Linked DNA regions of Mus musculus: region 1 is linked to region 2. The links are chromatin loops, found by intact Hi-C in ENCODE. Cell type or tissue: gastrocnemius. All regions are shown on one strand. Links, peaks and the distances in the headings refer to the core of each region. The heading gives the core; the rest is flanking DNA.

The links. Hi-C counts contacts between places; a loop is a spot of excess contacts. Peaks named below come from ENCODE experiments on the same cell type or tissue, not always from the same donor. Only the 100,000 strongest peaks of a DNase experiment are listed, where the experiment ranks them.
Region 1: a loop joins it to region 2, with 10 times the contacts of the local background. A loop is called at or near these places in 34 of 42 quality-filtered maps.

Annotation. Positions count from the first base shown.
Region 1 is chr17:15,464,697-15,470,630 of GRCm38, reverse strand. No RefSeq gene overlaps it. Among named protein-coding and RNA genes, the nearest start is that of Psmb1, 31 kb to the left of the region's middle. In gastrocnemius, for the core only: a CTCF peak has its summit at 2,746 (motif pointing right); a DNase peak (open chromatin) is centred at 2,746; H3K27ac peaks cover 827 bases.
Region 2 is chr17:15,063,233-15,069,166 of GRCm38, reverse strand. It overlaps Ermard (ER membrane associated RNA degradation), which reads right to left. Exons shown (of 18, transcript NM_001039552.3): 18 at 4,935-5,565. The coding sequence ends at 5,550. Among named protein-coding and RNA genes, the nearest start is that of Gm35343, 10 kb to the right of the region's middle. In gastrocnemius, for the core only: a CTCF peak has its summit at 3,331 (motif pointing left); DNase peaks (open chromatin) are centred at 963, 2,885 and 3,286; H3K4me3 peaks cover 354 bases.

The DNA.
Region 1 (5,934 bases), core at 364-5,363, 400 kb before region 2:
TCTTAATCATCTGAATCAACTGAATCATCTCTGACTCCATGCTGCCTACTTTTTGCTCTACATGCTTCAGAGTCTCAAGATTCTATGGTGAGGTGTTAATTCTATATACATTTCCCAGCAGTGCTTGCTAAGAGATTGTCGTTTCTGCAATGTACATTTTTGGCATCCATCACTGTTGAAACCAGGTGGCTGAAGATGCATGTTCTTAGATCTGGGCTTTCTATTCTGTCCATCTAGATGTCTGGTTTTGAGCCAGTACCATGCTGTTTTTATTACTGTGGCTCTGTAGCATAGCTTGAAGTCAGGTATGGTGATGCCATCAACTGTTCTGGTTGTTTGGCAATCTTCTGTGCTTCCATATTAATTTTAAGATTTTTTTTGTCCTCTATATCCCTAAATAATCGTTCTAGGATTTTTACTGAAATTGTATTGCATCTGTGTTTTAGGTTGTTAGAGTTTCTATTACTGTCATGAAACATCATTACCAAAAAGCAAGTTGGGGAGGAAAGAGTTAATTCGGTTTGCACTCCTACAGCACTGTTCATTATTGAAGGAAGTCAGGAACTCTAAACAAGGCAAGGTTCTAAAGGCGGGAACTGATGCAGAAGCCACATGGGGAGTGCTGCTTACTGACTTGTTCCTCAAGACTTGCTCAGCCTGCTTCCTTATACAACCCAGGACCACCGACCCAAGCATGGAACCACCCACAAGGACTTGGGTTTTCCTACATCAATCACTAATTAAGAAAATGCCTAGGGCTAGAGAGATGGCTCAGTGGTTAAAAGCACTGACTGTTCTTCCAGAGATCCTGAGTTCAAGTCCCAGCAACCACATGGTAGCTCACAACCATCTGTAATAGGACCTGAAGGCCTCTTCTGTCTGAAGACAGTTACAGTGTTCCATTCATAAAATACATTTTTTTAAAAAATTCTTTTAAAAAAAAAGAAGAAGGAAAAGGAAAAGGAAAGAAAATGGCTTATATCGGGGTCTTATGGAGATATTTCCTTAGCTAAGGTTCCCACTTTTCAGAAATCTAGTTTCTGTGTCAAGTTGACATGAGACAAGCCAGCACACATCTGTATTTTGCTTTTTGTAAGATGGCTATCTTGACAATTTTAAATTCTTCTAATCCATATACATGGACGGTCTTTCTATCTTCTCACTTCCCCCTTAGTTCCTTTCTTCAGTGTCTTTAAAGGTTTTCTTGTAGAAGTTCTGTTGTTTACTTAGTTAAGTTTATTCCAACCAAAATAGTGTGAGTGGAGTGGATAATATCTCTTATATTAAAACTATTTCATCTACAAACAGGAATATTTTTACTTTCCTATTTGTATCTATTTTTTCTTACTGCTCTGAGACTCAAGCACCGTATTGAACAGGAATGGAGAAAGTTTTATTTTTATTTTAGTAAAAATGCTTCAAATATTTTTTACCTTTACCATAATGTTGTTGTGGCCTCGTTGTATATTGACTTTATTATGTTTTGAATTATGTCCCCTATATCCATAGATTCTGTAGCAAATATCTCATGAAGAGATACTGGACTAATCAAAGACCTTTCCTGAATTTATTTGGTTTCTGTCCTTGAGTCTATTTATATGACAAGTTACATTTATTGATTTATACGTTGAATCTTCTCTTTAATGAAGTCAACTTGGTGCTGAATGACGAGATCTTGAATTAGTTTGCTAGTATCCTACTGAGAACGTTTGTATCTGTATTGATCAGAGAGATCAGTCTATAATTTTCTTAATGTTGTCTCTGCCTGGTTTTGGTATCAGTATGATATTGGCAAAAGAAAAAAAAAAGCAAAACCGGTTTGGAAGTTTCCTTCCTTTTCTACTTTATAGGGTGATTTGCAAAATACTGGTCTCCATTCTTGAGTGAAGGGTAGAGATCTATACAGTGAGTACATCTGAACCTGGGTGTTCTTCAGTCAGGAGATTTTTATGACCATGTCGGTCTTGCTGCTGGATATAGGACTATTTAATTTTTTTTCATTTTGATTTGATTTTGGTAGGTCATATACCTATCAATTTCATCCATTTCTCTTAGATTTTAAAAATTTAGTGGAATATAGGTTTGTAAGGTATGTTTTATGCTTTTCTTACTCTTGGTATCTCTTGTAATAACTTCTTTTTTCATTTCTGATCTTACAAGTCTTCTCTGTCTTTTAGTTAACTTAGCTAAGGGTTTGTCTGTCTTTTTAAAAGGTTTATTTGCCTTTTTAAAGAAAGAACTCTGCATCTGATTCTTTGGTTTGTCTTGTACTCACTATTTCTATTTCATGAATTTCTGCCCTTAAGTATGTCTCCTTATCTACTGATTTGGAGTTTGATTTGTTCTGACTTTTCTAAGGCTTCAAGGTGCATCATTAAGTTATTTGAGTTTTCTCTGTTTTTTTATTTTTAAAATTTTGGGCGCTTAGAGATACGCACTTTCCTATTAGGACCGCTATTTGTTCTCGGGTGGATCTCTAGAACTTGTGAATCATCTTTAGAAAATTTTTCTTCCATGACAGGCAAGTATTTAGAACTTCATTTGGAGTGTGGGCTGATGACTGTAAGGCGGATTGTTGGTAAACACCACTGTTTTGAACTGGGACTCCACTGTCACCTCAAGCAGACCCCTGACCTGACTCCTGCTTTGAGATGTGCCACAAAGATGGCTGAGGCCTGTCAAAGGATGGTGGCTATTCCTCATTCATGAATGCCAGGTTCTGTGTCACGCTCCTGGAGGAGGCCACCAGGTGGCGCTGTGGATTTACCTCTGGTGCCCCCACTTTGTGGCGAGCATTTCCTAGGATAGAGTTTAGTTTGTGGTAGGCAGGAAATAGAACTTGAGTCCGGTAGTAAATACTGTTCTTCCTTAACTTGGCAAAAGGACATTTTGTGGTAACTTGTAATCTCAGTTCATGTACATATTAAACTGCAGAGGACAGAAGAAGATAAACTGGTCATCACTGTACTGGATGCATGCGAGGTGTGTGTTTGATCTGGAGGGGAGAGAAAAGAAGACAGAGGAGGAGGAGAAAGGGAACTGACTTTGACACAAAAAGACAAATATCAGAACACTGGATTTATTTGGAGCTATATACTTGTAAAAGATGGGTCTCACTAGGTATATAGCCCCCGCTGACCTGGAACTTTCTATACGTACCAATTTCAAACTCTGAGATCTTCCTGCTTCTGCCTCCCCAAGTTCTGGGATTAAAGGCATGTATCATCAGGCCCTGTGATTGTTTTTTATTTTTTATTTTAATTATTTCTAAAGCAATAGACAGATCCTATTTTTCTTCTACATTCTCAACTCTCCTATTGGTATTGTACCTGCTTTTTAGAGTAGGTTGTTGAGAATCAACTGTGACACCTAGAAGGTAAGGACATGGCTGGGCTGTGGTAGTCTTACCAAATTTTCACGTCATTTAGAATATTAGGAACACACATCTACAGAGCCCAAACATGGGCTAGCTCCAGGTGGCAACTATACCAGCCTGTTCTTCTGCCCTTGGGAGTACAGCTTTCATAGTCTGGAATTTTCTCCCATCATGGCAAAGCCTACACAGGACTTGCTAGCATTTTGCACTCCAGGTGGGGCTCAAATGTTTTAGACTTAGCACAACATCCCCTGGAAATTGTACTTTCTTTGTAAAGCTTCTCAGTAAGATTGCTTACTGTTTGCAGAGACTCTATGAACCACTATGATCCACAAGGAGAGACTAGGAGGAGGTTCTAAGCAGCGGTTGTGGAACGCATGTGAACAGCAAAGCTGTTGACACGATGTTTCTGTTCTATTCTGTAAAGAATGTGTTCGTGCATATAGACATAAAGCAGATGCTTGGGTTTTAAAAACGTTCCTCTATTTCTTTCTTATTTTTAAAAAAGATTTTATTTATTTATTTATTATATGTAAGTACACTGTAGCTGTCTTCAGATCTCATTACAGGTGGTTGTGAGCCACCATGTGGTTGCTGGGAATTGAACTCAGGACCTCTGGAAGAGCAGTCAGTGCTCTTAACCGCCAAGCCATCTCACCAGCCCTCGTTCCTCTATTTCTTTATCGTGTAATGAAACATAAACTGAGATGGCATCACTGGTCATTATCATATGTAACCTACAGTCACAAAGAGACCAGGTGTTCCTCAAGGGACAGCGATACCTTTTCTAAAATACATAATACATTTTCGGTTGTATTTGAGAAAGTTATATCATATTAGGTAGAATTATGACCTGATTATAGCTTTCCTTTGGGAATTAAGCATAACAGAAGGATATGTAATTTGTGTGTCAAGTTGACCCAGGGTATACTTGTGATAGCTAATTTTGGGTTGTTAACTGCATCTAGAATCAATTAAAACCCAAGCTCCTGGGCGCACCTGTGAGAGACTCTTGATTGGATCATTTGAGGTGGGGAGACCAATGGTAAATCCGTCCGATACTTTCTGGTGGCAGTGCACATAAAAGGCCGCAACTTTAACCTTTCCCAGGCTTGCCCCCACTCTCCCTGGCTTGCCCCCACTCTCCCTGGCTTACCACCTACTTCTTCCTGATTCCAACACTGACTGAAAACCAGCAGCTCTCCAGGAATCCTCAGGGACTAGGTTAAAACTACCAGATTAGGACTACCAAGATATGTAGAACAACAACTGGTGTACATACACACACACACACACACACACAGAGGCCTGATATACTGACCAAATGTTGGATAATTTTTCAATTTTATAGTCCATATATCATCTGTCTTTAAATTTTAGAACAGCTCATAAATAAATGTAGTAATATGATTATTAATAAATAATATATATATTCATTCTTTTATCAGTTCTGTTCCCTTAGAGACTCTAACTAATAGAATGGCAATAGAAATGGCTGAGTAACTAATATTCACTACATGGAATATTGCGCAGCCATTTGAGGCAGAGGCTCTGAGGGCCTTAAAGCAACAGTACAGAATATTAAGACACAAGAGGAATAAGAATATTCAAAATTGTAAATAGTGATCACAAGTGTATGGAAACATCAATGTGTTAACATAGGAGTAAAAGACCACTTGAATTAATAGAGTGCCCTAATACTGGATGGATTTTTCTTTTATAGGCACTGCATGATAGGTCTTTATTACTTATTTTTAAATTTTAGTATAGAAGTTCATAAGTGGGGGCTGGTAAGATGGCTCAGCAATTAAGAGCACTGACTGCTCTTCCGAAGGTCCTGAGTTCAATTCCCAGCAACCACATGGTGGCTCACAGCCATCAGTAACGAGATCTGATGCCCTCTTCTGGTGTGTTTGAAAACAGCTACAGTGAACTTACATATAATAAATGAATACATCTTTAAAAAAATAGAAGTTCGTAAGTTTAGAATTTCATATTTAAAAGTTCAAACTTGTATGATTCCAAAATAACCAACCAAATTTTATAAAATATTTATAATCATTGTGGCTATTGTCGATTAATCGGCTTGAAAAATACAGCTGGCACTTGGCTTGACTTGATAGGAGATGCATTTTAAAGAATAAGTATTCCACTTATATAACCGGTATATAACCTTCATTAGAAGGTTATTCAAGCAACATTATCTCCTCTTTAACACTAAAATGCCCCTGTACTTGATTTAAATCATCACTAAGCACAAGCGACTTTTCCTTTGAATTTCTCTAAATCTTTATTTGTTCACCGTCTTTTATCATGGAACATATAAGATACATACAGATGGCATAGACCAGCACAGTAACCCCCCAGGTACCGCTCACACGTCATTGACGACTCGTAGCTAGGCTTGGGTCACTATCCACTGTATCCCCACCAGACTATTTTGAAACCAATCTCAGAATACCTATGATTTTATCTTGTAAACATTTTAATGCCTCAAAAGATCATGACTATGTTTTATAAAAACATCAAAGTGTTATAATCACACCTCCAAAATTAAC
Region 2 (5,934 bases), core at 518-5,517:
CCTGGAACCAGCAAGGAGCCAGACAGGAAAAGATGAGTGTGGAGGAATCAAACTTGGATTATGGAAACTTGCAATAATGCCGAGTGGAAGACTGGGTTTCTGTGCTGACCTGGTGACCTAATAGTGTCCCTTGATGTGACCTGTGTCCTTATGTTGACACAGCCCCAGTGTGTAGGTTACACCCTGTTGGACCACAGCCTGATACCCTTACTTGTCCCCCTGTCCTTCACTTCTCTGGTGACTGGGAGATCAATTTTGGTAACACGTCTAGGTAACATGCAATGGGGGGGGGGGGGTTGGGGTGGTGGTGGTGACATGAGTGGATCACAGAGGTAGCTCACAGGTAACTCTGCTCCTGTCATTCCAGTCACAATGGCACTTGCCTGGGTCCCTCCTGTGGCCTCTGTGACTTAGTTTATCATCCTACAGCTTTACTCAGAGGCCAGATTTCACACACACCCCTTTAGGCTTGAAGCACCCTGGCTTTGGAAGCCTAGCAGCCTTTCAGGGCCCCATTTAGTAGCCCTGCACCTTGCCTGATCCCTATCAGCTCTTGCCTTGTCCCTTGGCCACCCATCCCGGCTGGGCCCTCATGGTCTCACTGTGGTCTCCTGAATGGAGTTAAGTCCTGGGAATTGCTGGAACCAAGCACCGTCCCCCACCCTTCTTACACTGGCATCTTGAGCACAGACATCAACCTCTCAAATGGACTTTCAGAGTCTGGCTGAACTTTGACCTTGTGTGAGCTAGATTGTGACTCATCTGAGGTCAGTTTGCTCAGCCAGCAGCTGACTGTGGTAACTTGAGTCAAGTGGATATGGAAATGGTTCCTTCCTCTACATCCTTAAGGGACCAGAGCATATTATCCCGTAGGTTCCAAAACGGAGAAGGGGAAGCAGTGGAAAAAGAGATAAAAGCACAGACGCCGTAACTGCAGACTCAGCAAGTCTGGCCTGCACAGTTCTGGCATTGGAGCACGGCCCTGGGCCTGTGGGTAGCCATGAACGCTGTTCTTCCTGGCAGCTCTTAAAGGGGTCCTTTGCCAAAAATAAAAAACTCATGAAGTTGGGTGTGATGGCACAGGACTGGGGTAGACTGGCTGATTCAGGGTGACACATAGAATATCACAAGCATGATAAGAACAGATTCCTGAATGGTTTTGAAATCTCAGGTCCTGGGTCTTAGAGATACTTCACTTGGAAAAACACAAGGATATTCAGGCACAGGACTTGAAAGCACTGGGGACTTCAGGCACGGGACTTAGCACAGCAGAGCTTAAAGGGGGTGGAGGGATGTGAGGTGTTGCACCGGATATTTAGCACCATCTGGACATGACCAGAACTTAAGGGAAGCAATATTCCCACCATTTGTCAGCCTGTGAGTATCACACCTCGTGGAGGACCCCTAAGGTGTGGCTTCACACCTCCTGTTCCCACCACTGACTAACACAGCTCACGGCAGCTGAAGATCAATATATAAACACAATGCAATGTTTCCATTGATTTAGCAGACCCCTCAGCCACTAACTTAGGTCCAAACCTCATCCAGGACATGGACAAGATGGGTCCAACTAAAGAAGAAAACAAAACTATTAGCTTTTCTACCATTTAAGGTAATACAGGAAAAATAAGCAAGCAAGCAAATAACAAAAACAGAGCCAAAAGTGTGAACTGCCCAGGTCCAGATGGATAGTCAGGATTTTGACTCCAACAAGACTGGCAACTAACATAGAGGCTCCTGAGGATGGGTTAGCATGGGACCATGGAAAATAATGTCTTAAGTGGGAAGTGAGGAGCCACAGCTTGTGGGAAAAGGCTTATATCTAAATAAATTCAATACTATGAGAATTTTACATGCTGAGACATGAGGGAGGTCCTAAGCTTGTTAATTAAGAGTGAAACAGAGAGATTGGAGGCCCCTGTGCCCACTATCCCTGCATCACCTGCAGCCCCTACCCTCTGCTCTGACTGGGATTTCCTGGACCTCATAACCTAAGGACTGGCCTTAGCATCACAGCCCTCCACTCCCAGTCTGTGGACTGTAGTGCTTTCTTGCTGATCTTGCATTTTGCTGGGCTATTTCTGTCTCCCTGCCAAGCTGCTGGAAAGGTTTTGAGATTACAGATTGCATTTCTGGGACTCAGAGGAACTGTCAGTGAGAGTGACCACTAAGCAGCTGAGGACCAGCCATCCCTGCCTCCTTCACAGGGGAGTGAGTTCCAGGTTTTCTCAACTAAGTTTTCTACCGTCCTCCTAAATGGAATTAATAACATTGTCTTGGGGGGTATTCAAAGTCCTGAGCAAAAGGCTTTGAAACTATGTAAGCTTTCTGTAAAGGTAGCATTTAATATTTATAATGGCAAGTCTATGCTTATAAGGATCCCCAAACTCTAATCATTGGCTGGCACAGGACTTCACTTTATGGGTAGCTTTTTTGAACTGAGCATATTTCATTTTCAATTAATTAATTATGTGTCAAGGGGACATCCTGTATCCATCCATTTGGAGAACTTCTGATGCAATCAAAGACTTATCTTAATTGGCCCCAGTCAATTCACATGGACACTCTACAATTCAGACACAGCCCATAGGAAAACTGGTTCCAGGCCCTCTAAAGCCCAAACTCTGGCGGTACCACAGTGATTTAGTTTCATTAAAATGTTTTAGTAGGGCTATAAAACAAACCACAGACACTCCCTTTTATCCGATGTAAGGAATTTTCTTTGTTAGTCCCTAAAAGCCAATCCCACACGGGCGGGCGCCATGCTTTGGCAGCAGTGTTGGCAGACTGGCTGTGGTGTCAAGGTGTGAATTCAGCCTGCAGCTGGGGAGAGTGGGTGGTTAGAAGCCAGTCTCCACTGCAAGCCTGCGCCCCTCCTTCTCTGCAAAGCTCAGTCCAGTCCCTTTAGACAAAGGGTTCCCCTCCCCCATCAGCAGTATGGTGATTGGTGGTTGGTTAATGGTGACCTTGGTCCCTCCCTCATTCTCCTGTCACCACCACTGGCCACGATGATGTCTTCCCCCAAGAGATTAATTCACACAATACAACCCCAATCTTCCCTCATGAAGATGGACAAGATTTTTAGACTGTGATTGTTCATGCCTTTCATCAATACAGAATTAAATGAACGGAAGGCCGAGCCTTCAGGTGAACGCAATGCTCCACAGCCCCAGTGGCCAGGCGCCAGTGGTCACTTCCCACTCTTGTCACCTTGGACCTACCTCTCTGTGGCCAGATGAAAAAGGAAAGAATTCCTTTTCCTGGAGTCACAGGAGTTGGCAGGAGACGTCTTCCCACACAGCTGGCAGATTACTTAATGAAGAGCGCCACCCTGTGTCTGACTAGAGAAAACACAATCAGGAAAGGACCTAGGAAGTTCTCTAAGGGAATCCAGCATCAATGTGTTCCAGGGTGACTTCCCCTTATCACGGGGTTCACCCCTCAAGGAGCTAAGCTAGACAGAGGCCCCGTTAGCAGCACAGCCCACAGTGAGACTGCAAGCTTCCACTGACGATCCTGTTGGGATACATAGCTTTGGCAAACTCCAGGTCGGTTGACAAGAGTGCTACCTGTGCCAGGTTCGGATCCATAGGTTAAAGAAACGAAAGCTACTCTCAGCTGGGGCTTCAGGTGAGGACTTGAGGGAGACCACTGTTTTCCCAATGGTTAATTCATGTAAGGCTGTGAACGGCTGGAATGTTAGTCACATACAGTGAAGACACGCACATAGCAACACACGCATCACACAGCCCAGTGTGACAGAGAGAATCCAAATCATCTATGAGGAAGAAAAGAAGAAGAGCCAGCATTGGTTGATACAGTAGGCACAGAGCAGAGCATCTGCTGCATCACTTTTTTTTTTCCTTCCTGTCAGTCAGATGAGGTATGCAGTGGCGATGTCAGCCTCAACACTGCACAGATGAAGACAAGCCCTCAAGGTTATAGAGCTCGCCCACAAGCCTGGTAAAATATGGAACCAGTATCTTCCTCTGCGCGTGCTCACTTCTCCAGCATTGGGTCTGCAATGCCAACCTTCCGGCTGACCTCTGCACTTCTGTTTCCTTTTCTAGGGTGACTCCTGAAATGATATTTTCTAGAGGCCACTGGCAGAGATCCACTCACAGGAGTTGAGGAATCTCTTGATCCAGGATTGAACCAGGCCTCAGACAGGGCAAAGCCTGCTCGACTCAGCACGCCTTTGTGGGATGTCACCTTCCTGAGATTTCCCATCAGTCTCCACAGCATGGCCCCCAGCTCTGGTTCTTTCTGCTCTCAGAACCCCAACCTAGAATTACAGCTCATCTCTTCCACTTTCTGCTGGACAACCTAGAGAGTTCCAGAGTGGTGTCTACCCAAACAGGCTTGTCCTCCTGGAACAGAGAGACAGTGCCTAGGACTACATGTTGAAAAAGTCATTCATTTTTGTTTTTTCTTTTTTTTTATTATCTTTTAGAACCTCTGTATGTGCTTCTCTTGGGTCTTCTGTTTGCTATTTCTTTTGCAGAGCAGCCAGCCATGAGCAGCACTACATGTACTTCAGGGCAGGGTGAGCTTTGTTTGCAAGTACACTTGGCAGTTGCCTTGGCCATACAGATAGCACCTTCAATCAACAGTTGTTCAGAATCTTGAATTTGTACCTGTATCATGCAATCACTTTCTCTTCTAATGTCATGCAGGAGAAAGCAAGTCTCTAAACGTCTATCACCTGGCCTCACTAACATACTACTGTGGTATGCATTTCTTAACACACACAAACTTTTATTTTATCTTGTTTTTTAAGGTGGAGGGGCTGGAGGTGGTCTCCTTACATCTACTAGGCTGGTCACAATCTTTTGATCCTCCTGTCTCTGACTCTCAGGCACTAGGATTACAGGCATGTACCACTATACATAAGTGATATCGTTTTTTTAGGAAAAATGAAAGGCAACATAGAGTTCATGGTAAACATTTTTAAAAATCATTTAATTAACAAAGCAGATTCAGAGGTGGGTTCCACTCCCTTGAAATGATGCAATATGATGAAATGGTCCAGGATACAGGACCTTGTGTTGCTGATGTGACACACAAGGACAGGTCATTATGCATGAGAGCCAGATGACCTAGAAGTGATGCAGAGCATGTCTGTGGACCATGTATCCTTTATGTGACTCATTGAAGACATGGCACCATGTAGATATTGTTCCTTTAAAAGATAAGGTGTTAAATCTGAGGGAACAATTAAATCCCAAGTGATGAACCGCAACTTTGTATTTTTACGTTCTTCCAGAGGTTGGCTGTGTGCTGGGGTGACGGTAAAATGCAATGGGACAGACAGGATGTGCAGCTGCCACCAAGTACCACCAAGGTCTCCTCTATAGCTCAGTGTCACGACCAAAAATACCTTGATTCGTGATTTCTTTGTCAGCTTATGTCAACTTTATTTGTGGTTTTTTTGGCTAAATGTATTAACATTTGTTTCTTCTCACTGAAAGTCCAAATCCTCAACAAAACTGCGTGTGTAAGAGTGGTGGCTTCACTCCACTTGTTCTTCTCTCGGCTGGTGTAGGCCACTAGGTTCTCAGTGTACTGTAGGACCAATTTTAAGAATCTGTTAAAGAGACAGTGAGGAATGGCAGTTTGTCTGTCCTGTTGTAGAATGTAGCAGCGTGCATGTCTTGTCTTCTCTTGGAGACATCCCTAACAATTACTCAACTGTGTTTGCATTCAAGAAGAAGAAATACATGCAAAATGAAAATAAGAGAAACTGATAGAGAAAGATCGTAACGCTGGGACCGGTGCTCTCCAAGCTGTGCTGGGTCTTAGAAGACATGAGAGTCTTTTCCCACTCAGATCTTGACATGGTGTTTCTAAGTGATAGAATGCAGTTGGAAGACTGCAGGGCCATGTGGCTCAGACTGACAGAGGCTAGACACATGGTGAGAGAAGTCCCACCCA